7 separate regions of the Homo sapiens genome follow, and regions 2, 3, 4, 5, 6 and 7 are each linked to region 1. Evidence: chromatin loops called from intact Hi-C (ENCODE). Cell type or tissue: endothelial cell of umbilical vein. All regions are shown on one strand. Each heading gives the region's core, and the rest is flanking DNA. Links, peaks and the distances in the headings are about the cores only. Region 1 holds the start of PRKAB2 (protein kinase AMP-activated non-catalytic subunit beta 2). Region 2 holds the start of BCL9 (BCL9 transcription coactivator). Region 3 holds the start of CHD1L (chromodomain helicase DNA binding protein 1 like). Region 4 holds the start of FMO5 (flavin containing dimethylaniline monoxygenase 5). Region 5 overlaps BCL9 (BCL9 transcription coactivator). Region 6 overlaps LINC00624 (long intergenic non-protein coding RNA 624). Region 7 has its middle 14 kb from the start of RNVU1-8.

The links. Peaks named below come from ENCODE experiments on the same cell type or tissue, not always from the same donor. Only the 100,000 strongest peaks of a DNase experiment are listed, where the experiment ranks them.
Region 2: a loop joins it to region 1, with 4 times the contacts of the local background. A loop is called at or near these places in 4 of 110 quality-filtered maps.
Region 3: a loop joins it to region 1, with 11 times the contacts of the local background. A loop is called at or near these places in 105 of 110 quality-filtered maps.
Region 4: a loop joins it to region 1, with 8 times the contacts of the local background. A loop is called at or near these places in 32 of 110 quality-filtered maps.
Region 5: it touches region 1 in a loop (7-fold over the local background); 6 of 110 quality-filtered maps call a loop at or near these places.
Region 6: a loop joins it to region 1, with 10 times the contacts of the local background. A loop is called at or near these places in 4 of 110 quality-filtered maps.
Region 7: it touches region 1 in a loop (4-fold over the local background); 15 of 110 quality-filtered maps call a loop at or near these places.

The regions. Positions count from the first base shown.
Region 1 is chr1:147,170,638-147,174,941 of GRCh38, reverse strand. PRKAB2 (protein kinase AMP-activated non-catalytic subunit beta 2) reads left to right here and starts at 2,472. Exons shown (of 8, transcript NM_005399.5): 1 at 2,472-2,513; 2 at 2,775-2,953. The coding sequence starts at 2,798. It also overlaps a transcript of CHD1L not described here. RefSeq lists silencers at 2,143-2,372, 2,543-2,812. In endothelial cell of umbilical vein, for the core only: a CTCF peak has its summit at 2,245 (motif pointing left); a DNase peak (open chromatin) is centred at 2,251; H3K4me3 peaks cover 2,898 bases; H3K27ac peaks cover 1,644 bases.
Region 2 is chr1:147,539,112-147,543,415 of GRCh38, reverse strand. It overlaps BCL9 (BCL9 transcription coactivator), which reads right to left and starts at 1,915. Exons shown (of 10, transcript NM_004326.4): 1 at 1,742-1,915. RefSeq lists enhancers at 1,870-1,929, 1,490-2,244, 1,963-2,257. In endothelial cell of umbilical vein, for the core only: no CTCF peak of the experiment used is centred there; DNase peaks (open chromatin) are centred at 2,105, 2,435 and 4,225; H3K4me3 peaks cover 1,747 bases; H3K27ac peaks cover 1,117 bases.
Region 3 is chr1:147,240,044-147,244,347 of GRCh38, reverse strand. It overlaps CHD1L (chromodomain helicase DNA binding protein 1 like), which reads right to left and starts at 1,664. Exons shown (of 23, transcript NM_004284.6): 1 at 1,518-1,664. The coding sequence starts at 1,644. RefSeq lists a silencer at 1,213-1,832. In endothelial cell of umbilical vein, for the core only: CTCF peaks have their summits at 1,202 (motif pointing right) and 1,743 (motif pointing right); DNase peaks (open chromatin) are centred at 927, 1,227 and 1,777; H3K4me3 peaks cover 2,035 bases; H3K27ac peaks cover 871 bases.
Region 4 is chr1:147,223,226-147,227,529 of GRCh38, reverse strand. It overlaps FMO5 (flavin containing dimethylaniline monoxygenase 5), which reads left to right and starts at 2,191. Exons shown (of 9, transcript NM_001461.4): 1 at 2,191-2,243; 2 at 2,464-2,635. The coding sequence starts at 2,501. It also overlaps a transcript of CHD1L not described here and the pseudogene RPL7AP15. In endothelial cell of umbilical vein, for the core only: no CTCF peak of the experiment used is centred there; DNase peaks (open chromatin) are centred at 1,889 and 2,179; H3K4me3 peaks cover 1,068 bases; H3K27me3 peaks cover 449 bases.
Region 5 is chr1:147,597,501-147,601,804 of GRCh38, reverse strand. All of the region lies in intron 1 of BCL9 (BCL9 transcription coactivator), which reads right to left. Among named protein-coding and RNA genes, the nearest start is that of BCL9, 58 kb to the right of the region's middle. RefSeq lists silencers at 1,316-2,365, 2,396-2,475. In endothelial cell of umbilical vein, for the core only: no CTCF peak of the experiment used is centred there; a DNase peak (open chromatin) is centred at 1,874; H3K4me3 peaks cover 1,910 bases; H3K27ac peaks cover 290 bases; H3K27me3 peaks cover 259 bases.
Region 6 is chr1:147,387,664-147,391,967 of GRCh38, reverse strand. The region is part of intron 3 of LINC00624 (long intergenic non-protein coding RNA 624); the gene reads left to right. Among named protein-coding and RNA genes, the nearest start is that of LINC00624, 130 kb to the left of the region's middle. In endothelial cell of umbilical vein, for the core only: a CTCF peak has its summit at 1,856 (motif pointing right); no DNase peak of the experiment used is centred there.
Region 7 is chr1:147,096,224-147,100,527 of GRCh38, reverse strand. It overlaps the pseudogene NBPF13P. Among named protein-coding and RNA genes, the nearest start is that of RNVU1-8, 14 kb to the right of the region's middle. In endothelial cell of umbilical vein, for the core only: CTCF peaks have their summits at 1,750 and 1,965 (motif pointing right); no DNase peak of the experiment used is centred there.

The sequences.
Region 1 (4,304 bases), core at 248-4,247:
GTTATTTTTCTGTTTATTAGGCAGAATGATTGATCTGAGGAGACCAGTGGCAATGACATCCTAGACACAGTAACATCAGGACAACCCATTACTTTTCCTATTACCTCCTTCTTTTCCTTTCCTCTAGAAAGAAAGAAGAGCATTGGGGTGACAGCAATAAATCTAAAGGGAACAATTATACTGATACTGGTTAAGAGGATCTTGTATCTTTACTTATTCCCGAATCTAAGAAAAAAAAAAGGAATTTGGGACTAAGGAGAATTCATTCTTCCTACAGTGTCACATTACATTTGTTCTGTGTCTAAAACCTGCAATATTCAAAACTGACTTTTATTATTAACTGTTGAGTGACTTACAAATGTTGTTAGAGCAGAGCAGGGCAGAACAGTGTCATGGATAATCTTCCAAAGCAGATAATTCAAAAGTCATTTCCATTTAGCTGTGCAAAAACAGTTTATTTCTCTCCGTCAGTTTTCCATTGGTTAACGTACTTTGTTTCTGCTAGGCTGATTTGACTACTGCAAGGAAATACATACCAAGGACATATTATTTGGCATGGTGAAACCACCTTGGGGTCAGAAAACTGAATACTACACAAGTCAAGGTTTAATGTATTATGTATCTTCAAGGGCCTTGCTTCAGTGTCCTATGGTAAGGAATTGAGGGGTGGAGGGAGAAAAGTAGGGATAACCAAAAAGCATGTACTCAGACATAAAGATTTTGGAGGGGTGAGCAAGAAGTTGCAGTAAAATCGTACCTTTTTTTTTTCTTCCTGTAAACTGTCTTTGGTTTATGAGCCAAAGAATGAGTTTATAAGAGGCAGAGCAAAGAATAGGGGAGTAGTGAATTTGTTGTACTTAAGTGGGATGTCAACTTCATAATATAAAAATGAACGTTTCAGCAAATAGAGCTGCTCACTCAGAAAGGGTGGCCTATGTAACTTGGGGTTCCCCATCATTGGCCGTGTTTAAGCCTAAGTGGCATATCTGGTTAGAAATGGATTACAGTAAACAGTATTCCTGTATCCTTCATTCCGCAAATGCAAAAGCCTACTCTGTATAAGGTACATGCAGAATATGAAAAGGTATCAAATCTGGATCTGCTCTCTGCCAGCTGTCAAAGCATTGCTTCTCACACACTTTAATGTGATCTTGTTAAAATGCAGATTCAGAACCCTGGGGATGGGGCCTGATTCTGCATTTCTAACAGGCTCCCAGTTGACGCCAACACTGCTGGTCTGTGTAACACAGAGTGATAAACGTTTCTAGAAGGAGACATGCAAATACTTATAATACAAAGGTAAGTACCTTAGGGATTCCACTAATTTTCATAAAAAACCTGGATCCCTCCCAACCCTAGGGCTGTCTTTGCCCTTTTTATACCTTTAGTGTTCCTTCTGATGTTTTCGTTGTTGCTATCTTCCTTGAATTTTATTTCTTCTGAGGTTTCTCACTGTGTATGCTGTTTCTTAGCCTAGGAGAGCCTTTTCGTTCTTCTCCTAAGACTAACATTTTACTAATTTGTCAAGGAGCTAGAGCTCCTAAACACGCCATCTTGAATTCTTCCCTGCGACCCCAGTCGGGCTGAAAGCTCCTTCCTTGTCGCTCCCCACTGAACAGATTTTTCTTGGGGCGGGGAGAGGGGGACGGAGTATCGCTGAGTCGCCAGGCTGGAGTGCAATGGCGCGATCTCGGCTCACCGCAACCTCCGCCTCCCGGGTTCAAGCGATTCTTCTGCCTCATCCTCCCAAGTAGCTGGGACTTCCGGCGCGCGCCACCACGCCCAGCTAATTTTTGTATTTTTAGTAGAGCCGGGGTTTCACCTTGTTGGCCAGGATGGTCTTGATCTCCTGACTTCGTGATCTGCTCGCCTCAGCCTCCCAAAGTGCTGGGAATACAGGCGTGAGCCACTGCGCCCGGTCAGAACAGTTTTAACCTCCAGCAATGACCACTGCTTCCTTCTGCCTGCAGTTGGAAGTCAGTTTCAGTTTTCTTATTCCCTATAAGGAACCCACCTCTCCGGTCGCCTAACACACAGATGCTGCCCAGAAAACGTGCTGGCGCACCTGAGGCGGGGTAGAAAGCCGTGCCGCTCCTCCCGGCACCGAGCACCGGAGCCCAGGGAGGCGGCCTCCGAGTGTCATTTGGGGACGTCCCTTCTGCCGGGTAGTCTCAGAGGCCAAGCGCTCCTATTATCCCGGGCGCAGTCTCCCCAGGCGGGACAGGCCCTGCCTGGCGCCCCCTCCTGGCGCTGGAGGCTGCGTGCGACTGCCCACCATCGAGGCGGCGGCGGCGGCGGCTAGAGAGGCCGGCGGGTCCCGGGCGCCGAGGCTGCAGGCCGCAGGGAACGCGCACTGGGCGGACTCCGCGCCGCCGGCCTTGTAGCCATTTTAGGAGGAATCGCTGGTCGCCAGCGAGGGGTGCGGCTTCAATTTCAATAACTTTATTGGTGGCCTGATCTGCAGAACAGCCATCACATCAGTGGCCCTTGGAGGAGGGAGCGCATCGCCCGAGGTGACTGGAGTGGGGGCGCCCCTGGCAGTGAGCGCGGGGACGCGGGGGAGGTCCCGATAGCGGGTTTCCTGAGCTAGGGCCAGTGAGGGCACCGGGGTATTTGCAGGCGTTCCCGCAGGCCAGGAGGGAGAGGGCTCCAGGGCTCGGCTTCCCTGGGGCGGGGAATCCCTTGCCCTGTCCCGAGGCGCAGGGGCGGGGCCGGGGGGCGCCCCTGACGCGGCGGCTGAGGTGTTCCCAGCCCGGTGTCGTTCCCCGCGGTAGGTGGTCCCCGACGAGCTGCAGCCATGGGAAACACCACCAGCGACCGGGTGTCCGGGGAGCGCCACGGCGCCAAGGCTGCACGCTCCGAGGGCGCAGGCGGCCATGCCCCGGGGAAGGAGCACAAGATCATGGTGGGGAGTACGGACGACCCCAGCGTGTTCAGCCTCCCTGACTCCAAGGTAAGCGTCCCATGCCCGCAGTTGGTGTCAGTACTGCAGCGGGTTGATTTCTGGGCTCCTCTTCCCTTTCTTGGTTCTTTTCTACCGCGCCGAACCGGGCTATGGTTTTTTGAATTAAAGGGATTTATCGGGGACAGAGGTGTTGGATGATAATTCCTCTTGAAGTGCCGCCTCAAAATAGGATAAAGAGGCGGAGTTCTTGCTTTCCTGGTGTTCTGACTAATCTGTTGGCCACATTTTTAGGATGGGGACAATAGACATCCCCCCATCCCCGATCCTCCGAGCACGAATGGCTCTCTTCCATAGCGTTGCTGAATTTGTAGTTTGTAATCCCTGGTGGACAACTTCAGAGGGTAGGTTGCACGAGTTGCTGACCATAGGTGGTAGTTTCTCACCTTTGCCCTGAGGTGGCTAAATGAAATTCTTTTTCTGAAAATTTCTATGTATCAGTATCATTTTTGCTCTTCTAGCAGCTCTACAGTTGTGATCCTCTTCCCTTTTGGCACGGCTGTAAGCAGCAACTACTTGCTTATTGAATACTTTCTCCTAGTCTTGGGGATCAATTAAGGACATCATTTAGTTGACTGCTTAATTTTTGTCCCATACTTTATAGTTGTGGTGGCTGAGGCTGTGCCTCTTTCACGCCCCGCTGCTGCTCCGTAGGTGGAAGAGCCAATGATTCCACGACTTGTTTACTCCTCAGTAGTACTTCAAAATGTTGCGTGGCTAAAAAAACGACAACCCACAGCTGCCCTGAAGACCTTGCTCTCAATTCCAAGGACTTTCAGGAAGAGAACAACTTGTTTTCACTCTGTAAGAAAGGACAGATGGAGCTGATAGCAGCGATTACCATTCTAATGTTTCTAATGGCTTTCAGAGCTGTCAGCATGAAATACAAGTAATTCCTCCAGGTAGACTGACTGGATGAGATAGAAAAATGGAGGGCTTGAGGAGATTCGGGTGTGTTTGATGTTTCCTATCATTTCATCACTTCCCAGGGAACTGGGGCTTTAGAGAGTGAATAGAGTATTGTTTGCCATATTGGTAGCACATGGAATTTGGATTCCATGATTTATTTCTTTGGATCTCAATTGATAACATCATCACAGCCTGGCGCAGAGGCTCACGCCTGTAATCCCAGCACTTTGGGAGGCCGAGGCGGTTGGATCATTTGAGGTCAGGTGTTCGAGACCAGCCTGACCAACATGGTGAAACCCCGTCTCTACTAAAAATACAGAAAAAGTAGCCGGGCATGCTGGTGCATGCCTGTAGTCCCAGCTACTCGGGAGGCTGAGGCAGGAGAATCGCTTGAACCCGGGAGGCGGTGGTTGCAGTGAGTTTAGATCAAACC
Region 2 (4,304 bases), core at 228-4,227, 370 kb before region 1:
TTCTCAGCCAGGGCTGGCCCTTTGCTTCAATCTCCAGCTATCACAGGGAGTCAGTCTGATAAACATTTGCAGTTAGAATGGAAGGAGGCACAGCCTCCTAGACTTTTACAGATTTTTTTGGACAAGTAGCAGAGTCACAGAAAACCTAGAATTAGGTAAGAAAGCAGAACTCCTCCAGAGAATTCAGAGAGAGCTACAACTGAGAGCCTTTAAACAATCAATGTGTAGGAACAGAAGAAAGGAAATCCACAATTCAAGAAAATAAGCAGACATTTTTTTTCCTCAAAAAAAATTGTTAAGATGAATGTTAGGCACTGATTTTAGCCCTCTGTTCCATCCCTCAAGATGTCACTTGAAAAAGCAAAAGGTTTTATCCACAAAACCACCGGCGAGTAAACAGCCTTCACATTCTTAGCCTCGTACACACACAGTAAGATATTTACTCTCTGATAAACAGCAATTGTAAATAAATCTCATTTAATCTCTAAAAGCCACAATAAAAATCTTTAACCTCCAAGGTAGAGTTTACAGATGCGTCTGCATGCCCTGCCAGCCCCAGAAAACACAAGGTCTTGAATAAACTACTATACCAGGAGGCACATTTTCTCGCTCAAGCATCTTACATTGACCTTCTTTAAAACAAAAATACGTACAAGGAGGAGGAAAGGGGAAAACCCAACCCCTCCCACCCCATTCTCTGTACAAATCGGCCAATAAATCTAACGAAAAGACACAAGAGAAAAAGGACAGAAGCCAACAGGTGGAACAAGGCTTTTTGTTTCCTTAGAAATGCTCAGACACTTGATCTGTGCTCCTCAGTCTATTTGTCTCAGGGTGTCTTTAATGATGTTTTTATTACCCTGATGATGATGATCAAGAATAATGATAACACTTCTACTCTGTGATTCCACAGCATCTCTAGCTGACGATTTCTCCACGCGTTTCAGACACAGTGATCTGTTCTGTTTCGCTCAATCCCAGGGAGGCATACAGCATCCCTGATCAGCAACCTTGATTTTACAGATGGGGAAATTGAGGCACGGGGCACCCCACAACTCAACAGTCTCTACGACCAGAGGAATCCCTGAGACTGGAAAAGTTTCTGGATCGTCTTGTGGCAGAGTTCTCTTGCTCTCCCTTCTTGCCTGCCATGCCGCTCCTCCTCGGAGAGTCTGGGCTGGGGTGGTAAGGATCGGGGTGCCTCCCCTTCACAGCGAGGCACGCCAGGGCAGTGTGTGGGAAGTCCACACGCACACACAGACCCACGGGCACACTGGCACACACAAAGCTCGATGCAATCTCTGCAGTCACTCGGCGGAGCCCTGGCCGGCCCTTGCTCAGCCTGAGAATGCACAGCTCGGAGCCTGCAAGGCCTCCCTGGGCTCTGGGCTGGGGTTTCCCTGAACCAAGGCTCTGCCCTTCTCTCCCTCTTTTCCAGGCTTCCCTCTCTCGCGCTCCCTCTCTCTCTCTCTTTTCCCTCCCACCCTCACACCCTCCTCCCAGCCCTCTCCATCCACCCCTTCTCCCCCACCAACCCAGAGGCACAGATCGTGTTACTGGGGTTCCCTCGAAAGAGGGGCCATCCCCAGTCCTGGATGCCTTGAAAGACTTCCAGGGGCAACGCAGGAGCTCCAATCGCAGGACCCCAGCGCTCCTCCAGAGCAGCGCAGGAATGAGACCCCCACTTCCAGGCACAGGCGAACAAGCCTGCCACCGAAGAAGGAATTGTTAGGGCTCTTACCTTTTTTATGAGGAGAAATTCTGGAGAATCATTTCAGAAACTGAGGGGGGAAAGTGAATGAAGACAAAAAAGACCCTTTTCCCGCAATCCCTGGCCTCCTGGTATCAAGACACCAGGACAACATCAAAGCAACTTAGGGGGAACACTTTAGGGGCCTATTGTCTGCTCTGGTCTGATCTGTTTTTCTTCTGACTCCCCCTCTTGCTGCGGTGACACTTGGTACGGCCCAGGCATTCATGCCAAGTAGCTTTCACACATGGAAGCTTGTCTCAAGCAATTGCTGACAAGCCACAAACAAGACATTCTCCCTCCCTTCTCTGCGCCCCCCCACTCCTCCCCCCTCCACCTTTTCCTCCTCCCCTCTTGTCTCCCCTCCTCCTTTCTTCTGAATGCAAACTAAAACTCTCCAGTGACAGGCAGGCTCGCAGGCTTGGCCTAGCTGCGCACGCAGGCACACACACACACACACACACACACACACACACACACACACACACTCTCTCTCTCTCTCTCTCTCTCTCTCTCTCTCTCTCTCTCTCTCTCTCTCTCTCTCTCCTCTCTCTCTCTCTCTCTCTTCTCTCTCTCTCTCTTCTCTCTCTCTCTCAAGCAGCTCAGCTAGTTGCTGCTGCACTGGTGGAGTTAAGAGACAGGAAAAAGCCCAGGCTGAGTTGGGGGCAGGGAGAAAAAGAGAGGGAGAGCGAGAGCAGAGAGCCGCCTCCTGTGTCCTAGTAAAATGGCAGAAGAGAGGTGAGTCCTTTGGAAGAAAAGCAGTGGCCACACACGTGTGCACACATACACAGACTCAGGCCATCTCAGCGCCAGGAAAAGTGAAATAAATGACCCGACAAAGGAAAAAGCAAAGTCCCATTAGCTGGAGATTGGGGGAGTAGGGAGATAAGAGGGTGAGTGGCCCCAGGACTGGGGTTTCTGTTGAGTGGTTAGGTGATTTTTCTTCTTTACAATAGAGAAAAATTTGTTTCCTAAGGATCTAGCCTTCTTTCACTGCATAATTGAGCATGGACTTGAGCTACTAGTTAAAATAAAATCATGAAATGTGTAAATGTGTGAGTAAACTTAACTGTAGGTTCAACTTGTACCCAAGATATTTTTAAAGTGAAGCTTTTTTTATTTTTTTTTATTTTTTATTTTAGCAGAAACCCTAGAGAGCAGTAGCAAGGAGAGTAGTAACAAGTAGTGTAAACTAGGAGAGCTGTGAAGTGTGATGCTAAAGTTACTGATTGCCAGGCTGCTGGAATTTATGGAGGGTGGGCCTGAGAGTTGGAGGAGGGGAGGGTGAGTGTGCTGTTTTCTAGGAATAAGAGGGGAATGAGGTAGGATAATGAATATGGCAAGAAACAAGCAGGAATTTGATTGGTGTGGAGGGAGGAGGTGGGGGCTGTAAAGGAGTGGAGAGAGAGAGAGAGAGAGAGAGAGAGAGAGAGAAACAACACTGCATTAAAAAAAGAAGAAAAATGGAAGCCCAGAAAGATTGAAACATGCAGAGTAAATGAGATGGTAAAAGAAGGCATAAAATGTGAGCAAAAAGGAGCACAAAGGATGTGCAAATTTGCAGATGGCATGAAATCAGGAGGGCCAATTGAGATCAGGAAGAAGAATGACAGGATGATTATATGACATTCATATTTTTAGATACTGTGGACTCACAGACCTAACAAGGTCTCCTCTGCCTAGGCCAGAAGAGTTATCCCTATGCAACAGGATCTGAATGGAAGCTTAGCTCCTAACTGCTGCTGAATCAGTTCTGTACTTTTTCATGAAGATTGTTTAGACTCTATTCCTCAGAATCTTCCTTTACAAAATGGAAATTATGAGAACACACATCACTCATTCCTTCATAGGTATGCAGTAAAGAATAAATTATGACTTCTTTCATACTTAACACCAGCTAAATGAGGTGTCACTACCTAAAACTCACCACATCAAAGACACAGACTTGTTCCTGTTATTTTCCCCCTTAATTTGCTCCTCCATTATCCCTGATCCCTGAACTGTCTGTCCCGACTCCCATTAATGATGATGATGTGGTAATATAATAATAATAATAATAACCTTTTTTTAAGTATTTACTTGATTCTTAGCATTTTCCCACTCATTTGTATCATGAAGTAATTTTTGTTATGATCATTTCCATTTACAGATGATAGAAAAACGAGGCACAGAGAGGTTAAGCAACTTGTCTGAGGTCACACAGCAAGGCAGAGGTAGAGCTGAAATCCAACTGAGGCCTGTGTGATTCTAAAGCCCCAGCGTTTACCCGCCATATTATGCCTTCTCACTGGAGTAGTCCAGGTACTCCATGGCACTTCAAGTCCAGTCAGCCATATAAGTACACTGTTTTTTCTGTACCCCAGGGTTGGGTTTGGATCCTTTCATTTTGAGCCAGGGGAACTTCTGACCTCCCCTTAATAGGCTACTGACTCACTGTCCACTTCTAAGTGGTGGTGACTCACTATACACAATGAGGCCTCCCAGGCAAGAATTGCATAAAGGGTCGACTTAACCTTCAATGACTGCACTATTTTCAGATTGCTAGGCAATAGAG
Region 3 (4,304 bases), core at 116-4,115, 70 kb before region 1:
ACTACCAATTTATCCAAGTTGCCACATTTGCCTACTTAATTCTGAATTTACTCACTCCATTCCATCCACTCAAACTTGCAACCTCTTGTCTCCTCATTTTCACTAAAACACTTGCCCATATGTACGTTTCTCCTGGCATATTATCCACAGCTAAGTATCAACTGGCACACTTTTCTGAGCCCTCTCTCACACAAGTTCTTAAAGAACCATTCCCAACACTTGCAAGGAAATAGGCAAACCCACAAACATAAACTTTCGTTAAGATAAAGTCAAACATAAAAAGACCAGTCTACAAGCTCATACTTAAAACTGGATACATACTCCTTACAGCCACACATTCTTACAGACTCAGGGAATCAAGGAGAGAGGTCTTTCTCTTTCATGTCAGCGTCCTCTCCATTCAACTTCATCTTTCAGTCTTCTAAGCTGAACACAGAATTGCACCTTTTGTTTCATTCCTAGAATGACAAACCTTACTCTTTCGTGGTACTGAGCACTTAAATAAATTAGTTTATACTTTTAAATGCACTCTCACTAGTCTAAAACTCTAGGTAGGAAGGGTCCCTATTTGTTTTGCTCATCTTTGTAGCCAATGCCTAAGAATACGCTCCCAGTAGCATTCAATAAGTAATGAATAAACGACTGTATTATTACTGATGCATGATTCTGTCAATACAGTCAAAGCACACACTACGTTCCCAACTTATAAGTAAGGAAAACGAGGCTGGGGCGGTTCAGCGGCGAGTCAGCGCAGACCCAGGAGGAGAGCGGGGTCTCGGAGCTGCAGGAAGTACGGTCAGCCATGCAGCGGCAGGGCTGGGGGGCATGCAAGGTTCGCGCTTTGCAGACTCTCCGTAAGGGCTAGTGTCAATAAATCGAGTTACGTGCGGTGGTGAGCGGACAAGCTAAGTTGGCATATAGTACGTGGTTCAGTCAGTATTTATGAATGACTCAAGACACAAAAATAGCTTCATAAACAGTGCTTTGCTTGAGTTTGTCCGCTCACTACCGCACGTAACTCGATCCGGAGAATTAATCCGTGGCGAATTCTCCAATAACTGCGCGCGCACAGTAAACGGAGAAGCTGAAGCTGGGAGATGAGTTGATCGTTTTACAGAAGCAACCAATAAACTCCCCAGGCCGGGACCCAAACCCACCGGAACAGCAACTGGAAACCTACATCCTTGGTGCACCAGGCCGTCCAACTCTTCAGCGGAGGCCTGCAGGTGGCGCTGATCTCACCACGTTTCCCCTCCACAGGCCAGGGGCCAGGCCTGGCTACCGGGCCCGCGACCTCATTCATCTGGCGTCCGCCGGCCCCGCGCGCCGCGCAGGCGGGGGCCGTGGCCACCAAGCCCGGGCGCAGTTTCTCTCCGCCCACGGCAGGAGCGAAGGAAGGCCCTGGCGCGAGCGGGTAAACTGCCCACCGGGCGGCCCACCCGCTGCGCCCCCGGCCCGCAAGAGGCAGTCCCAATAGGTTGGCCCGCCTGGCCGAAGTCCGCCCGGAGCCCGCTCACCTGTCAGCCCCCACTGCCGTAAGTCCTGCTCCTGCACCCGCGCCGCCTCGGCTCGGCCCTCAGTATGAAGCCGCAGTAAGAAGCCAGGGGCTTGGCCCCCGCGGCTAGTAGCGCCCGCGCGCTCCATCGGGCCGGTAGAGGCCCCGCCCCGCGCGGCCAAGCGCGCACCTCCCTCCCAACTTCCCAACGCGCGGGGGCGCGCGACTGCGCGCTGGGGCCCACCTACGAGCGAGGCGCCGCCAGAGGGCGCGTCCTGCCAAGATATCCGGAGCGGAGCTGGTGCAGTCACCCTTCCGGACAGGCAGTTCTTGCAGTGCGGAGCGTGGAAGGGCTGCCCAGTTCTCACCAGTCGTGCTTCTGAAGCGCTAGGCGTCTGATCACGCACAGGACGTCTGATTGCCTGAACTGCCCGTCAAGGAGGTGGCATGTGTTCATCATTCATTTATTATTTAATCAACATCGACTATCATGTGTCAGACACTCCGCTGGGCCCTGGGGGTTCTAGAAGTAAGACTTGTTCCGTGCCCTCCAGTGATTCACGATAAGATCAAACTGTTCTTGTTCGGTTTACCTAGTGATAAATTGATTTAGTCCCTGAAATCCCTTTCTTACTGCCTGTGACCTGTAGGCCAAAATTGGGAACCTCTGAATAGTAGTAAATTAAAATCACCAAAGACGTCATTGTGGCAGTGGGTATCTCAAGTGCATTATGGGGAGCAGATTGAGGCAATGTGTTCAGTTAGGGGTCACCGTGACTCAGCATCAGCTTTGAGTGGATTTATGATGTAGTATACCACTAATATAAATATGATAATAACAAAATAGCTGCATTTATTGATGAAGTTCTGGGTGGTGTCCTAAGGGCTTTAAGTATATTTTCTTATTTAACCTTCACAATAACCAATAATTAGGTGTTATAATTGTCCCCACATTGTAAATGAAGATATTGGGACTTGTAATGGTAATTGGCAGTACTGGAACAGGAACGATATTATTCTCTGGCTAATGTCATTAGAATAGTATTCTCATTTAGGTTAATCTTGGTGCTTCCTTCTTCAGTAAACTCATGTTAAATTTGTACCCTCCATTCTCATCTTCCTCTAAAATAAAAGGGAGAAATTTGTTCTGAGCTAGAAAAGGGATGACTTCAGATTGGTTTATTCATAAAAACTCAAGCAAAGCACTGTTTTATGAAGCTATTTTTGTGTCTTGAGTCATTCATAAATACTGACTTTCATGCGCGTCCGTGTGAAGAGACCACCAAACAGGCTTTGTGTGAGCAATAAAGCTGTTTATTTCACCTGGGTGCAGGTGGGCTGAGTCCGAAAAGAGTCAGCGAAGGGAGATAGGGGTGGGGTCGTTTTATAAGATTTGGGTAGGTAAAGGAAAATTACAGTCAAAGGGGGTTTGTTCTGTGGCGGGCAGGAGTGAGAGGTCACAAGGTGCTCGGTAGGGGAGCTTTTTGAGCCAGGATGAACCAGGAAAAGGACTTTCACAAGGTAATGTCATTACTTAAGGCAAAGACGGGCCATTTAAACTTCTTTTGTGGTGGAATGTCATCAGTTAAGGCAGGAACCAGCCATCTGGATGTGTACGTGCAGGTCACAGGGGATATGATGGCTTAGCTTGGGCTCAGAGGCCTGACACTGACTGAATTACATACTATGTGCCAAGCACTCTATGGTACTGAAGATAGAGGCCACTTATCTCCTGGATCTTACATTTTAAAAGGAGGAGACAAGCAATAAATAAAAATCAGGTAGTGAAGGGGTGGCCTGCCCCTCCACACTTGTGGGTATTTCTCGTCGGGTGGAATGAGAGACTTAAGAAAAAAAAGAGACACAGAGACAAAGTATAGAGAAAGAAAAGTGGGCCCAGGGAACCGGCGCTCAGCATACAGAGGACCTGCGCTGGCACCAGCCTCAGTTCCCTTAGTATTTATTGATCATTATCGGGCATTTCTCAGAGAGTGGGATGTGGCAGGACAATAGGGTAATAGTGGAGAGACGGTCAGCATGAAAACATGTGAACAAATGTCTCTGCATCATAAACAAGGTAAAGAAAAAAGTCCTGTGCTTTTGATGTGCATACACATAAACATCTCAATGCCTTAAAGAGCAGTATTGCTGCCCACATGTCCCACCTCCAGGCCTAAGGTGGTTTTCTCCTATCTCAGTCAATGGAATATACAATCGGGTTTTACACCGAGACATTCCATTGCCCAGGGATGAGCAGGAGACAGATGCCTTCCTCTTATCTCAACTGCAAAGAGGCCTTCCTTTCTCTTTTACTAATCCTCCTCAGCACAGACCCTTTATGGGTGTCAGGCTGGGGGACGGTCAGGTCTTTCCCTTCCCACAAGGCCATATTTCAGGCTATCACATGGGGAGAAACCTTGGACAATAACTGGCTTTCCTAGGCAGAGGTCCCTGCGGCCTTCCGCAGTGTATTGTGTCTCTGGGTACTTGAGATTAGGGAGTGGACTCTTAACAAGCATGCTGCCTTCAAGCATTTGTTTAACAAAGCACATCCTGCACAGCCCTGAATCCATTTAACCTTGAGTGGACACAGCCCATGTTTCAGGGAGCACAGGGTTGGGGGTAGGGTTACAGATTAACAGCATCTCAAGGCAGAAGAATTTTTCTTAGAACAGACCAAAATGGAGTCTCTTATTTCTACTTCTTTCTACACAGACACAGTAGCAGTCTGAGCTCTCTTTCTTTTCCCCACAAGGTAGGATTAATGCTAAGACAAAAGTAAAACACAATCGCATAATGGGGCAATAGT
Region 4 (4,304 bases), core at 219-4,218, 53 kb before region 1:
ACATTGTATAAGTAATTTTAATACAACACAAAACATATTTGCTATATTCAAAAGCAATTAATTATAAGACACAATTGAAGTAGGGGGACATTAAAATAAAATTACATTGTTAACTACATTTTAAAAGTAATTCTTGCATTATTTGTAAAACTGATTCAGTAGGAGGAAATTAATACTCAGTTTATAAAAGTATTCATGTTTTCCTTTAGGCATTTCTTCTAGTGCATTCAAAATTATCCAATTTACAAGTAATTCATTTTAAGTTAACTTCTAGCATATAAAATGGTTGTGTTGAAACACTGTCTTCAGAATTTTATTTTTAAAAGATACTATTTTAGTATAAATTCACATTTATAGTTGAATGCTTTTGTGAAAGATATTAGTCTTTAAAATATTTTACAGGCTGGCCTTGTTGGCTCATGCCTGTAATCCCAGCACTTTGGGAGGCCAAGGCAGGTGGATCACTTGAGCCCAGGAGTTCAAGACCAGCTTGAGCAACATAGTGAAACCTCATTTCTACAAAAAATACAAAAATTACCAGGTGTGGTGGCACACAGCTGTAGTCCCTACTCAGAAGGCTGAGGTGGGAGGGTAGATTGAGCCCAGGAGATAGAGGCTGCAGTGAGCCATGATTGCACCACTGCACTCCAGCCCAAGTGCCAGAGTGAGACCCTGTTTCAAAAAAAAAAAAGTTCGACAGTTCCAAAACACATTAATGTTAATTAGAGTCTGCTAAGTTGCTATAAATACAACAAAAAATTCAATGGCACAAACAAAATATCAGTTGCCTCTCATGAAAAAGTCCAAGATTAGCAGGTGCAGATTGGAAGAGCAAAATTGACTCAGGGAGTGGTAGAAGGAGAGCAAGGATCCAAGGCATGAGCCACAATCCATGCCTCTTACAACCCCTCACATCTGTCAAATAGAACCCTTGTCTGGATGGGCCCTTGTTCTAACCCAGTGCCTGAAATCTTGTATCTGTTATATTGGTGGTTCTACATGACTTTATATTTGAAAAGTTACATTTTAGAAGTGGATATTTTGTATTTTTGGTTACTAATATAACTGTGTGAAAGCACTATTAAAAATACTTTTATTTCGTTAAAATTACCTGTTTATGTTTTGGTCTCCTCCACTAATCTGTAAGCCCCTCTGAGTAGGAAACAATACATTCCTCACTATACTCCAGCACTCAGCTCAGTGCATGGGGATTTAAAAGTAAATTTCTTCCAGAAGTGTAGATTCTTAGATCCAGATTGTGAGGAGGGGAGGAGAGAGGTATAGGTGAGCCGGGGGCGGAAGTGGGGGCAGGATCATCTTAAGGAAGGAGACCACTGCTACTACTGCTGCCCTCCTCCCACCACCTTGCCTCGTTCACAAGACAGGAGGAGAGAAAAAGCAAAAAGTTGGAAAAAAAAAAAAGTAAGATAAATTGCCAGACAACCTTGGCACCACCACCCGGCCCTAGGAGTTAAAAAAAGTAATAATAATAACATCAACCCCTGACCTAAACTACTTGTGTTATCTGTGAATTCCTGACACTGTATGAAAAAAGCATTGTAGCCCCCAGTCACGTTTCCCACTCTTGTTTGATGTATCACGACCCTTTCACGTGGACCCCTTAAAGTTGTAAGCCTTTAAAAAGGCCAAAAATTTCTTTTTCGGGGAGCTCGGCTCTTAAGACGCGAGTCTGCCGACGCTCCCGGCCGAATAAAAACCTCTTCCTTCTTTAATTCGGTGTCTGAGGAGTTTTGTCTGTGGCTCATCCTGCTACAATCTGTTTGAACAGATCACCTGAAAGGTAGGTGTTCATTTAAGCATTTGGAGTAGAACTGGCTTTGGGGTTGTTGACAGTTTTCCCTTCACTAGGAAGTGTTTGTCACTTTAAGGCAAAAACCAGGAAGTTAAAAGTGGATGCAGAAGCGAGCACAGACGGGGCTAGGGGTTTCAGAGAAAGTAATTGAGAGTGCTGGCAACAGCAGCTGAAATATAGAGAAGTTGTAGGATTAACTTTTTCGCCCAAAGCAGCTTCAGCCCACGTTTTATTCCCATCGAGGGAGGGAGAATGGGTGCCGCTGAGTGGGCGGGGGAGTGGTCCCTGAAAGGAGGTGGAGTGCTACAGCCCCTCCCCGTTGGCTCTCGCTGTTTGTCCGTTGTTGGTTTATAGTAATTTGACAACAGCCGCCTGTTGAGTCTCCTCCAGATCGCAGCTGAAGGATCTGTTGAGCGCTTCAGGAAAGGCGGTGAGATCCGGTACCGCAGCAGAGCACTCTCAGCTCTGGGTCTTGCAGGCGCAGGGCTCCCCCATGCCAGCAGAAAGATTTCCTCTGGTGAAGAGGACCGTCGAATCTGTCCTCCTCAAGACACCTCTTGTACAGAATTTATTCGAATGCCACGGCCAAGGTCTTCCTTGAAAAATGTTAACCGATGTGTGCTTTTTGTCTTTTGTCATCCTTTCTTTAGGACAGGCGACACTAACAGGTGAAGATCTCGGGAGACCATGACTAAGAAAAGAATTGCTGTGATTGGGGGAGGAGTGAGCGGGCTCTCTTCCATCAAGTGCTGCGTAGAAGAAGGCTTGGAACCTGTCTGCTTTGAAAGGACTGATGACATCGGAGGGCTCTGGAGGTTCCAGGTACATACATCTCCTAGTCCCTTAATACTTGAAACCCTCCCTGCAACTAGGTGCATACGACAGTTTATCTTAACAGTGTCAGGTGGCCGGGCGCGGTTGGCACACGCCTGTAATCCTAGCACTTTGGGAGGCCGAGGCGGGCGGATCACGAGGTCAGGCGATCGAGACCATCCTGGCTAACACGGTGAAACCTCGTCTCTACTAAAAATGCAAAAAAATTAGCCGGGCGTGGTGGCGGGTGCATGTAGTCCCAGCTACTCGGGAGGCTAAGGCAGGAGGATGGGGTGAACTTGGGAGGCAGAGCTTGCAGTGAGCCGAGATCGCCCCACTGCACTCCAGCCTGGGTGACAGAGCAAGACTCCGTCTCAAGGAAAAAAATTAAAAAAAGATAGTTAAACTTATTATATTCCAAAGAATACCAGCCACCTTTATTGATCTCCAAACTGACATGCATTGGATTTGCTGGGTTTGCTTTTATTTTTACATTTTTTGAAGGAGAATTTTTATTCTTTTTATTTACAGAAAATTCAGCAGTGTACATTTAACCCAGTTTAGTGGCAACTTCTTTCACCTTTCCCTTTTCCACTTTGGTGATTCAAACCCACAGATTTAGGACCCAGGACATTGCCTCCCCATTGGCAGCGAATCTCATCATATCTGTCCATGTAATTGGTTCTGAAAACTGCCACCAACTTAGCCACACCTCCTTTGTCTTCCTAGTGAACCTGTGTGAAGGCAACGTCGTGCAGGTCTTCCTGTGGACTAGACATCCCAATCTTACCTCACCCTTGATAATGCAGTAAGGGACCCCCATTTTGGGACACAGGGCAGGCAGGAAGACAACCAGCTCGATGGGATCCGCATCGTGTGCAATCACCACCAGCTGAGTCTTCTTGTTCTCCACCAAGGTGGTGATTGTGTTAACCCCTGCTGGAAAGACGGGTGGTGTCTCGATGGGGGTATCCCCTTTGCTAGCAGCTTTCTTCTCAGTCCAGGACAACAGTCTCTGCTTCTTCTCTTGTTTTGTCTCTGGTCTGTGCTTGTGGGCCCGCGTAAGCAGTCAGTAGCTGTTTGGCAGTGCGAAGCCTGGGTGAACTGGTTAATGGCAGGAAGTGCTTTCAGCAGCTTATAAAAGGATAGCTCTTTGCTGCTGCAACCTGATATAGGGGGGCCATCTGACAAAGAGGGTGAGGTCTCTTTGGGGCTGTATGTCCTGTCCAATGCCAAAATTCTTAGGCTTTTTCTCAAACAGAGGATTCACAACTTTTTTGTCTTCCTGCTTCTTCACTGATAGCAGGGGCGGGGGCCGCCTTCTTTCCCTTAGCCTTCTTTCCTATTGGCATCTTGGGTGGCTAGAGGAGAACGGGTTTGCTTTTAAGCTAGTTTTCTGAACATTTAATAGTATTGAGGTGCCCTAGATAAGTTTTACGTTTCATATTTCATAAAAACTAACACATTGTTGGCCAGCTACATAAAAGTGGCTTTATAGCATTTCTTAGTTGAACCGAAATACAATCCTTTTGCACCCTGACTCTGTTTTGGGGACTAATTTTATGTGACAATCATCCTTATTCAGATCTGGAGTGGATCCCCTTAGCTGACCTGCATACGTGTATCATCATCAGTCTTGGACATGGGCTAAAAGCCTGTTGTTTTTAGTAAACAGCAG
Region 5 (4,304 bases), core at 170-4,169, 430 kb before region 1:
TAACTAACAGCTCCTCTTATAAACCCATCTGTGTCTTTAATAGTTTGGGTGTTTTTCAATAGTGAATAAGGATGTCTTTCTTAAATTTTTATGTAGGGCCTTCACATTATTCACGCAAACATCTCTCCTTGCTAAAACTTTCCAATCACTAGTATTCAGTAGAAAACACAAAACAGGACAATCATGTTGCACAATTTCCACAAAGGTTCTAAACCCACATGAGTCTTACCTCCAACATCCTTTTGCCCCCTCCTCCCATCTCTCAATGATTTTACAATTTATCCTTACTGTCTGTTAGTTCTAATTCATCACTTTGCTCAGTGCACAAATCCAAATCTCTGCCCCAAAACGAACATTTAATTCCTGAATATATCAAGTGCTAACTAATACTCCAATACCCATCATTGACCAAAATGTAACTCTTTACATAGAAAATCATTTCCCCACTGAAATCACTGCCAGGGATTTACCTATGTTTGCTGTAATCAAAGTCAAATTTTGCATCAATTCTATCCCATCTTACAGACTCTCCACTAAGAGATAGTTATGTCCATTTCTCTAACTTATCTAGTAACTTTATTAGTCCCCAGCTGGACTCCAATCTAGGCTCTAAGTCTCTCCTATCACTAAAAACCCATTTTTCCTTCCCCCTCCTTCAGACCTCTTGGAGGACAGATTTCTGGCCTCCTCCTTCATGCTTGGTAGCCTTCCCATAAGGCCCCCAGCAATACTATTACAGGCCTCTGGCCCCTCCCTCTCCTTCCCTCTGGACATAATAACCAACCCTGCTGTTGTTTTACTTAGGATATCTCCATTTCACCAGGCTCACCCAACACTCATCAGTGACATCTTAATAGTCTTTGCAACTTTCAAAGGCCAGTGACTCAGGCTCCACTTTGGAAATCACTGGTGTGTCCCAAGACCCCCACAATGACTCAGTGACCTAGACATCACCAATTCACCTGCTTGGGCCCTTAACTACTCACACATTCTTCCTAGCTTCCACCTCCCCTACCCTTCAACAAGTCACTGGCCTGCAAAGTCCCCTTTACCTCTATCCATCTCAGGGGTCTTACAGACCTCATCAAACTCAATCCCAATTCCCTTATTTAGCTCTCCATCTCGCCCCTCCAACACTCCTGCATCCCAGGACCCTGGGACTGTCCTCACTCTCCTGGTTTAACCTCTCCAAGCACTGCTTGGGACACAACCTTTGAAAAAAAGAAGAGATGCCCTCTCTCTCCACCGCCCGTGAAGCACCCCCACCTCCCCCCACAGGTTCCTCCAGACTCGCCTCACTAAATCCGCAACCCTGGCCCCCGCCCCTTTTCTGCCCCCCTCCACCCCGCTCTTCGCGGCTGTGGCTACCCCTGCCCCCAAACCGGCTCAAAACACGCGGACGCGGACCTGGCCCCCACTACCCCCGGCTCCGGTCCTTCCCCTCCCCCTCCCCCAGGTGCCACTTACCCCGGAGGCAGGAGTGGGGGAGGGGAGAGGAGGTGCGGAGCAGGGAAAGAGGCTTGGGTCCGGGGCGGCTCTCAGCCCCGCGGGGCCGGGGCCAGCGGCAGCGGCGGCGCAGCGTCTCCCCCCGGCGGCGGCAGCGGCGGCGGCGGCGCCGTCCCACTCCGGCAAGCACACATAGGCTCCATTGTCCGCCGGCGCCTCCCCCTTTCCGGCTCCCCCCTCCCGGTCCCGCCCCTTCCCTCCCTTCGGCCCTCCCCCGCCGCACCGCGCCACGAAAGGTACAGCCGGCCCCGCCTCGGACGCGAGCGGAGGGTGCCCCCTCCCCACCGGCCCGACGTCCCGCCCGCGGGGAACCGGGACCGCCCCGCCCCGCCTCAGCGTCCGGCCCCGCGACCAGCAAGGGCCCGCCCCTCCAGGGAAAGTCGCTCGTGCCCCTTCAGGGAAAGTCGCTCGTCCCCCTCCCCAGACGCGCGCGATGGTACCAACCCGCCGCGGCCTCCTCCCGCCCCCAGCTTCCCGCAGGGCCCTGCCCACCAGGCAGCCGCACCTCCCGCCGCCCCGCCCCCGATATTTTACTACGGGCCCGCCCACCGCCGGCACCACCTCCTGGTTTGCATAGGCACGCCCGCCAGGGCCCGCCCCGGACCGTCACCCGGCTGGAGGGGACGCCCACTCCCCCCTTAAAGCGGCAGAGCTCTAGTCCCCAACTCCAGAGCCTCCTGAGGGGCCGGCGGGGCGGGAGGTTCGGCACGGGAGGGTCTCCTCTTCCCGTCCCCTCCTCCCCACGCGCTCACTCTCCCGGACCTTCCCGCCGCCTCGCGCAGTCCTGGGAGCAACCGAGGGGGGCGGGGGGCCAGGAAAGGCGCGGAGGGGGAAGGGCAGCGTGGAATTTGGCCATCTTTTGACAGAAACGAATTGAAGAGCCGGTCTTTCCCTCACTCTTCCCTGCTGCCCAGGTCCCGGCCTAGCCCTCAACCTTCAAGGCCACCTCCTCACACCTTCGGGACGCAGTTCCACCCCGCTTTCCTGTCCCTTCTCTCCACCTCTGAGTCTGCACCGCCTGGGCCATGGCCGGCTTTCTCCCCTCGCAGGAGAGCAGCCCCCACCCAGGACTGCGCTCTCCTCCGCCCTCTGCGAAGTGCAGGAGTCCCGCTGATGCGCCGGGGGTGCAGGGGTCTCCTTTCACATCCGGCCCAGCCCAGCCTGGCTCAGGCATCGCTGCCTGGTGCCCACAGAGGGAACCTCTGTCCAGGACCTCACGTCGCTTCACAGCCGGGCTAGCTCCCCTAATTTTTCGGAAGACCTCTGCTCTGAAGGGGTCAAAGCCTGAGTATCCCGGCGCTGTTGTGAGAGGGTAGCCCATTAGATTACACTTTTTCTCAGAAGGAAAAAATGACGGCATCATGGTTAGAGCATGTTGCTGAATCAAAGCTCAGATTCGGGCTATTCTGCTCCATCTGTGTGGCCCCGGTTGCTGCGGTGAACAACCGTTATTATAGATCTGTCTGCTCTGCACCCTCCCCAGAATACACTGTTGTTACACCTCTGTCCTTGTGCCTTGTGGGGTCTTGATCTAAGTTAGCTGCTTCGGCAACTGTGTGCACTGACCCCGCAGCTCTTCTGGATCCGTTAGGTGAAGACTGCCCATGTTAGAGTGTACTGCGTGTTCTCCCTGGAGACAGATGGAGGCAATATGGCCAGGAGGACGAGATAAATCTTCTGCTCTTGCTTCTATCACCCATGGTTTTAACCAGGGTACTTATTCCTGTGTCAGTTTCCCTTCCTAAAGGAAACCTTCCTTGGGCAACCTTTTAAGGAATGGTGCTAGTTGTAAAGGATGGTCAAGAGAGCCCTAAATGATAAAGCCGATCTGCTTTCGAAATCATTTAAAACTCTTTAACTGGTCAACGTAAGTTACCATAGCCGCCTCCCCTGCTTAGATCCTATGAAAAACTGTGGCAAGGTATTTTCTCTTTGTCTTCTGTCATGACTGAGGATATAAATTAAATAAAGAAGAAAGGCAATAGTTGGTATAAACAATATCAAGATCAATTGAAGAATTCCAAATAGAAAATAATTAAAATGCCTTTTGTCAAGTTTGGGGCATAGAATATTTGATGTAACATAGCTAAGAACCCCTGTAAAAGAAGGCAGGAGGAAAAAGTCAGGTATGGACTTACGGACTTTTCTTATGGTATTAGAAAAGACAACCAAATCAGCAATATGCAAGAAACATTTGGGATTGCTAATGTAGGTGGAAAGAAGGAACTCACAGAACTTGTCTATAAGAGAAAACCACTGCCAAAATAAGCTCTGGCCTGGGGGGAATCCCAGACCAGATCACCTCTGCTCAGCAAGCTCAAAACAAACTCATTAAAACAATAATACACATGTTAAAAGAAAGTCTTAGCCATTTTACTAAGCGTTAAGCCCTCATGCAGCCATTATGTGTCAAAGTTCAAAATTATTATTGAATCAGAAGAAAAATGCAAATGAATATTAAACATACGACACTAGGGTAAAAGAATAATACTATTGAGAATTTAAGCACGCTAAAAAGTCATGAAATCTAAAGGTTAGAGGTTCCATAGAAATGGTAATTTAGCTACATTGCACATGGGATAGAAATGTGTTTTAAACTAGGATTTATTCTATTAAATAGGTTATTTTACTAGAATTTTTGCCCTCTGAATTTTCTACCTTGTATGCATTTTCATCTCACTTGAGAAAGAATTCTATTTTGGTGTATAAGGATTTAACACACTGTATATACATAAACATTAATGGATAATGAAATGCTTTTTTAAAAGCATCCTATGAATAAGAGCTTCAAACTGGTA
Region 6 (4,304 bases), core at 135-4,134, 220 kb before region 1:
ACCTCTATCAAATACTCCATCCAACAGTAGAATACACATTCTTTTCAAGCACATGTGGAATATTCTCCAGCATAGATCACATACTGGACCACAAAGCAATAATGAATTTAAAGGGTTTATTTATTTTTATTTTAAAAAAAATTTCAGCATTTACTTTAGATTCAAGGGGTACATGTGCAGGTTTGTTACACGGGCATATTCTATGATGCTGAGGTTTGGTGTATGATTGATCTCATCACTCCAGCCTGGGTGACAAAGTAAGCCTCCATCCCCACTGCTCCCCCCCCAAAAAAAAAATCAAATAAAAAATGTTTTAAAGATAAAACAATACTTACAAATTTGTGTTAATGAGTTTATAATGGGAATTAAGTTGATATTAATCTGAACTTTTTAGATTTAGATTAAGACACAGATTTCATGCAATACCCATAGCAAACACTCAGGTAATGACCATAGTATCCGATAGTTTTTCAACTCTTGCCTCCCTTCTTACCTCCCGACTGTAGTAGTCTCCAGTGTCTATTATTCCCATCTTTATGTCCATGAGTCCCAGTGTTTAGTGCTCACTTAGAACATGCAGTGTTTGGTCTTCTGTTTCTGTGTTAATTCACTTAGGATGATGACCTACAGTTGCATCCTTTTTGCTGCTAAGGACAGGATTTCATTCTTTTTTATGGCTGTGTAGTATTCCGTGGTGTGTATGTACCATATTTTTTTTATCCAATCCTCCACGGATGGGTACCTACGTTGATTCCGTGTCTTTGCTATTGTAAAGTGATGTGACGAACATCCGAGTGCATGTGTCTTTTTTTTGTAGAATGATTTATTTTCTTTTGGGTATATAACCAGTAATGGGATTGCTGGGTTAAGTGGTCGTTTTTTGTTTTTTGTTTTTTTTTAAGTTTTTTGAGAAATCTTCAAACTGCTTTTCACAGAGGACAAACTAATTTACATTCCCACCAACAGTGTATAAGCATCCTCTTTTCTCCACAGCCTCACCAGCATTTGTTACTTTTTGGCTTTTTAATAATAGCCATTCTGACTAGTGTGAGATGGTACCTTGTTGTGGTTTTGATTTGCATTTCTCTGATGATTACTGATGTTGAGCATTTTTTCATATGTTTTTTGGCCACTTTTATGTCTTCTTTTGAGAAGTATCTGTTCATATCCTTTGCCCACTATTTAATGGAGTTTTTTCTTTTTTGCTGGTTGAGTTGTTGAGGTATGAAATTCTTTTCTCAGCTTGGTTTGCTCTGTTGTTAAGGCTTTCCATTGTATTTTGAAATTCCTGTAGTGAATTTTTCAATTTCAGAGGCTCAGTTTGATTCTTTTTTAAAATAGCTATGTTGTCTTTCAACTCTTGGATCATTTTACTGCCTTTCTTAGTTTGGGTTTCAACTTTCTCTTGAATCTCATTGAGCTTCCTTGTTATTCAGATTCTAAATTCTATGTCTGTCATTTCAGAAATGTCAGTCTGGTTAGGACACGTTGTTGGGGAGCTAGGGCGATACTTTGTAGGTAAGGAAACACTCTGACTTTTTGAATTGCTGGAGTTCTTGCACTGATTCCTTCTCATCTGAGAGGGCTGGTGTCTCTTTGTCTTTTTAAAGTTGCTGTTGATTGAGTGGGGCTTTTTGTTTTTATATTCTTTTTTTCCCCTTGAGGTTTTGACTGTGGTGTATGTTGTGTATAGTCGATTGGCTTCATTTCTGGGTGCTTTCAAAGGGTAAAGGGTCTGTGGGCATTCCTTAATTGTGGCTAGTTTCCTGCACTGGGTTTCACAGGCTTTGCCTGCCCAACAAATTTACTTTTGGTTGGTGGTGTAATTCATGTCATGATCCAGTAGATGGCACTTAAGAGTAAGAGCCAGCAGATATGCTGTTAGCTATGTGCATTAGCAGCAGTGCTTAGGGGAAGAGGGAGAGGGGAGGGCAAGAGATGTCTCCCTCGTGGTATCTGCTCCTGGGCCTTGAGGGACCCCCCTCCAATCACTAGCACTGTGTCTATGTTCCTTAGTTCCAGTGGGGGTCCTGGTGGCCTGCACTCCCACCTCCGTTAGGGGCAGTCAGATCCACAGGTTGGGTCAACAAGAGACCCACCACTCCAGGGAACCTGCTGATTCTCTGTGTTTGGCAGAGCCAGAGAGGGTTGTGGGCTATGTCTGCGTTGGCCTGGTGATGCAGTGGATCATGGGCGGAGGATCCCTGGGCAGGGTGGTAGTGCCACGAGTGTGCAGCTGGTGTGGCGTCCACGGCCTGGGTTTTTTATTTTTGCCCAGGAGATGGCTATGGGGTCTACTGAGCTTGCAGTCCCCCAACTGAGCCTCCCTCAGATGTTTGCCCCAGGAGGAGGCCTGACCAGCTAGATTTGTCTCAAGCATTCTGCATCCAGATCGCTGGGTTGTTCCAGGTGTTCCAAGCCTTGGGGCCCTCTTGGGCAGAAGCTGCAGCTGGTCAACAGGCTAGGCTCTTCCCAGGCCAGCTTTGCATAGGAAGAGATGCTCAAGTCCCACGCCAGCACATGCCCACAAACTCACGCCTCACTCTTCTCAGTGTTCTGAGAGTGGAGGCTTTTCCCTTGCTTGAGGTCAGGTCACAGATCTCAGCTTGATGCCCCTGGGCAGTGTGCACAATCCCTGGGGGTTGGGGACCAGGCCCATGGCTTTGCCCTCTGGCCTCTTGGGGTTGAGCACTGGCTGTGTTCCGGGGAGCCAAACTGCTGCCAGGCGATTGGCAAAAATACTCAGGTGGAGCAGTGGAGGCTGGAGGCTGTGCTCTGTGCTCCCTGTTGCAGGAGCAGCCAGGCATGTGGCCTTGGGAGGAGCTGGTGTACAAGGGCCATGTGTATCAGATGTGCCCCTGTCCCACGGGAAAGGTAGCTCTGCTCTCTCCCAGCCCGGCAGTCAGCAGGGGCTAGAGCCACACAGAACAAAATGGAGAGCCTTGGGGAATGGGAGCCTATGCTCACATTTTTGCTGTAGCTCTGGACTCCATGCAGGTTCCAGTTCTGCTTCAAGGCAGTTTCCTCTATCAGTTCAAATGCCTGTGGGGGTCATGGGATCTCTTGTAGTCTGGATCCCAGAGGTGTGTGGCGGGAGTGTGGTGCCTGGGAGTTCCTTCACTCACTGCTTCCCTAGGACCTGCTCAGGATCAGGAGCTGGTCTTGTCACTCTGAGTGACTCCATGCAGGCGCCTAGCTTCCTCCTTCTTCACCCTCAGTGTCTCTGTCACCTCTCTATCAACTTTTTGTGTTTTCTCTCAAATGATCTGTTTGAACTATGATGTTTTACTTGAAATCCTGGATTCTCTTTGTGGGAGAGGCATTTCCTGGCTGTGTCTAGTCAGCCATTTTGTCCCTTTCCATGAAAGTATTTAAATAATACAAAGTATGTTCCCCAGCCACAATGGAATTAAATTAGAAACCAACAACAAAATGAAATTTGGAAACTCCACAAATATTTGGAAATTAAGCAATATATTTCTGAATGAATTATATTATGAATGAATCAGGAGAAATTACCAAAAATTTAGAAAGTATTTTAAATTGTATCACTATGAAAACCACACATATTACAATTTATGGGATGCAGCTAAAGCAACACAGAGAAAAATTCATATGACTTTAAATGCCTATATTAGAAAAGAAAAAGAATATTTCAAATTAAATGAAAAGCATCATAAGGGAATATTATGAGGAACTTTATGCCAACAAATTAGACAACTTAGGTGAAATAGTCAAATTCTTAAAAAACCCCATAAACTACCAAAACTAACTCAAGAAGAAATGAAACATCTGAATAGATCCAAAATCTGTAAAGAAATTTGTAGTTAAAACCTTCTCACAAATACAAACTCAGACTTACATGACTTTGCAAGTGAATTCCATCAAACACTTAACAAAGACATAAGACTGCTGCTCCACAAGCTCTTCCAGGAAATAGAGGCAGAAGGAACAGTTTCCAACTCATTCTATGAGGCCATATTATCCTCATACCAAAGTAAGATAAGCATATTACAAGAAAAGAAAACTATAGACCAACATCTCTTCTGAATATAAATGGAAATATTAGAAAATGAAATCTAAGAATATGAAAAAGAATTATACACCATGACTAGGTAAGATGCATCCCAGGAGTGCAACGCTGTTTAACATCCAAAAAACAATTAATGAAATACATCATATTAAAATAATATAGGACAAAAACCACATGATAATTTCAATATATGCAGAAAAATATTTGACAAAATTCAATACCTATTTATGATTTTAAAAAATCTCAAAAGACTTGGAATAAAAGATAGCTT
Region 7 (4,304 bases), core at 241-4,240, 74 kb after region 1:
TCCAAACACTATTGAAAGGGTCTGAGGCTGGGCTGTAGTTCCCAGGTGGTCAATAGCAACTCATGTGGCCTTAGTTCAATCTTAGCCCTGTGGCATCACTGCTCCTCTGTTGTGAAAGGCAGAACTGGATGTGGATGTGGTCTGAGGCCTCTGCTGCTTCTCACATCCAGGGTTCTTCCCATGGCCTTCCCACTGCTCCCTTAAAAGACTGGGACATGGAGTTGTAAGGGGGTGGGTTTCTCTGCAAAGGGTCCTCTCCTTCTGCAGCCCTCTGTTTCTGGGCATGCATGGTTGATGCTAAGCACATCCTCACTGGGAGATGTGAAAAGCAATCACTTTGCTCCAAACAGAGCTAATCAGGAAGAAAGGTACTGATGTTACCAGTTGCTAGTAGGGCATAGATGAGGTCCCTACATTCTGCACCCCAGGCTGACTGGAAGTTCTGGGGTATTTTCTTCTCACTTGTGGATGGCACCTGCCACTTCAGCCAGCCTGAGGCTTACCCTGCAGCTGGTCCTCCCAGCAGGAGCTCAGTTTGCCCCTGGGTTATCATCACTTAGCAGTCCCTCCAGACTCAGCCAGACAGGACCAGACAAAGATTCTCATTTGATTTTTGTCTCTCTCTCCCCTAAAGATACCAAATACTGCTGGAAGAATGAAAAGGATGAAAGGATGTCATCAAAGTAGTTTTTTCACTTGATGGAAAAGACTAAAACAGCAAAGCAAGTTCAAGATCAAACACAACACCACAGGGATCCTTTGATGAGAAGTGAACTTAAGACCATGAAATGCTGTTGATGATTTTAACCCACCAGCCTCCTTTGATTTGAGAAGCCACAGCCCTTCCCCCTCCAATTGTGATCAACTATGATCAGTACCTAAGGAGACTGATGCCCAGATGAACAAACAGCATTGAGAGGCCTTAGCCCTGCTCCTCTCAATTCCTATCCCGTAGAGAACAGGAGTCAGGAGCCGCTGGCAGGAGACAGCATGTCACCCGGGACTTTGCCAGTGCAGAATAAGAACAATGCCACGTTCTTGCTGAAAGCACTTAGCCTGAGTTTCGTAGGAGGTAATCACCAGACAACTGCAGAATGTAGAACACTGAGCAGGACAACTGACCTATCTCCTTCACACAGTCCACGTCACCATGAATCACACAACAAAAAAGAGAAGAGACATTTTGGGTTGAAAAAGATTGAAAAGATAATGTAGCTACACTTCTTTGGTCATTTTGAACCCAAAGCATCTCATCTTTTTATTGTTGTCACTGATGGTGGTGACATGGATTTGTTTGTAGAGGACAGGTCAGCTGTCTAGATCATGGTCTACATTCTGAATTTGTCTGAAAATGTCCTTATGATTAAATTCAGCCTAAACATTTTGCTGGGAACACTGCAGAGTCAATGCGGTGAGTTTCCTACCTCAGCCCATCTGCAGGCAGAGAAGGTCCAGTTTGTCCATCACCAGTATCATGATACCAGGACTGGTCAGTTGGTTAAGGAGGGGCCTAGGAGATCTTTCACTTGTAAAGACTCCTTATTTATAATTCATTTGGAAAGTGGTTTGAAAAAGTATAAATATCTTGTATTCTAACGATCTTCCTCTGAACATTTTATCATCAATTAATCACCCCTGCCTGTGTCAGTTATTATATTTCGTGGGCGGCAAGCCATCCAGGTGCCGAGGCAAGAGACTGAGGGCATGAGCTGTTCCAGTATAATAAAATATATAAAACAACAAGAGTTATACTAGATCTAGATCATAGACATGATTATATATGAATATCATTAATCATTAGTTTGTAGCAATTACTCTTTATTCCAATATTATAATAATCCTCGCTCTATAATCATAACCTAGGAAAAACTAGGCCATACAGAGATAGGAGCTGAGGGGACACAGTGAGAAGTGACCAGAAGACAAGAGGGCCAGCCTTCTGTTATGCCCGGACAGGGCCACCAGAGGGCTCCTTGGTCTAGTGGTAATGCCAGCATCTGGGAAGACGCCCATTGCCATGTGGACCGTGGTCTAGCGGTAGCCTCAGTGTCAAGGAAAAACACCCACTACTTAGTGGACTGGGTAAGGGAGTCTCCCTTTCCCCTGGGGAGTTTAGCAAAGATTCTACTCCTCCACCTCTTGTGGAGGGCCTGACATCAGTCAGGCTCGCCCGCAGTTATCTGGAGGCCTAACCGTCTCCCTGTGATGCTGTGCTTCAGTGGTCATGCTCCTAGTCTGCCTTCATGTTCCATCCTGTACACATAGTGCTGCAGTGGACATATGCCAGCATGTATCTTTATAACAGAATGACTTATATTCCTTTGGGTATATGCCCAGTAGTGGAATTACTGGTCAAATGGTATTTCTGCCTGTAGGTCTTTGAGGAGTAGCCACAGTGTCTTTCCCAATGGTTAGACTGACTTACACTCCCACCAACAGTGTAAAAGCATTCCTTTTTCTATGCAACCTTGCCAACATCGGTTGTGGATTTTTTTCTATTTTTGCCTATGGATGTCCATTTTTTCAGCAGAATTTGTTAACAGGACAATGCTTTCTCCCCTGAATTGTTTTGAACCATTGTCCGCCCATTGGCAGGCATGAGACTGGAGAGAGGACTGTCCTATCATTGGAGGGACAGGGCTTGAAATAGGGCAGGTCTTATGGAAAAGAAAAGGAACACTTATTTTTTCAATGAGGCAGAGGAAAGCCCCAAGCACAAGTGGGGTACTCCCTACCCCATGTGTGGCACACTCGCCTCTGCTCTCCTGCCTCTCCTGCTGCACAAGTTTGGGTGTGCATGGACACTGAGGCCGTGTTGTGCCACTGGGCACATTTGGGCATTGACATCAAATGTGTGGCATCAAATCCCAGAATCTCAAGCAGGCAAGTGACAGGAAAACATGAGACACAACGAAGAATGAAATAATTCAGTTGAAAATGACACACATGTTAGAAATAGCAGACAAGGACATTACAGCAGTTATTATAATTTTAATTAAGTGAAGAATTGGGAGATATTTTTTAATATCAAATTCCATAAGTGAAAACTGCGATTTACAGTCTGAAGTTTAAAAAAAATACACTTGATTAAACATTGCAGAAGAAAAGATTAATGAACTAGAAGGAGTAGTAGAAGAAACTAACACAAATGAAACATGCAGGGAAAAATGAATTGAAAACATAAAAAGCCCATCAATGGGAGGCTTAAACACCCTACTGTAGGGGTAAATGGAATCCCTGAGGGGAATGGAGTGGGTAACAGGGATAGAAAAATATTTAAAACACACTGGATGGAAGCTTTCTAAGCTTCATGAACACCATAAACTGCAAATATCCCAGAAACATAATGTATCCTAAGGACAAGAAACATGAAGAAAACTACACTAAGGAACACCATACTCAAATTGATCAAAACCAGTAATGAAGAGAAAATCCTAAGAGGGCTAAAAGGGGAACAAATATGTTATATACTGAGGACTAAATGTAAGGATGGCATCTGATTTCTCATCAGAAATATTACAAACAAGAAGTTTGCAATACTTTTAAGTACTGAAAAAAAAGTCAACCTAGAATTCTATACCCACTGAAAATCTTTTTCAAAAATGAAGATGAGGCTGGGTACAGTGGCTCACAGCTGTAATCACAGCACTTTGGGAGGCCGAGGCAGGCGGATCACGAGGTCAGGAGTTCGAGACCAGCCTGGCCAATATGGTGAAACACTGTCTCTACTAAAAATATAAAAATTAATTGGGTGTGGTGGTGGGCACCTGTAGTCTCAGCAACTCTGGAGGCTGAGGCAGAAGAATTGCTTGAAACTGGGAGTTGGAGGTTGCAGTGAGCTGAGATCAGGCCACTGCCCTCCAGCCTGGACAACAGAGTGAGACTGCATCTCAAAAAAAAAAAAAAGAAGATGAGCAAAAATGGTTTGGAAAGAAAACAAATTATCTCAATTTGTAGATGACATGATCCTATATAGAGAAAATACCAAATAATACACACACACACACACACACACACACACACACACACACTACGGGAGTTAATAAACTAATTCGGCAAACTTGTAGCACACAAGATAAATGGACAAAAACCAGTTGCTTTAGCAATGAAAAAAATTTTGAAGGAAAATTAATATACTTCATTTATAATAGCACCCATAAGAATAACACATCTAGGAATAAATTTAAGAAGGTGAAATACTTGTACACTGAAAACTACCTAACATTGCTTAAAGAGATTAAAGAAGAACTAAAAAAATGGAAAGACATCCTGTGTCCATTGTTGGAAGATTTAACATGGTTAAG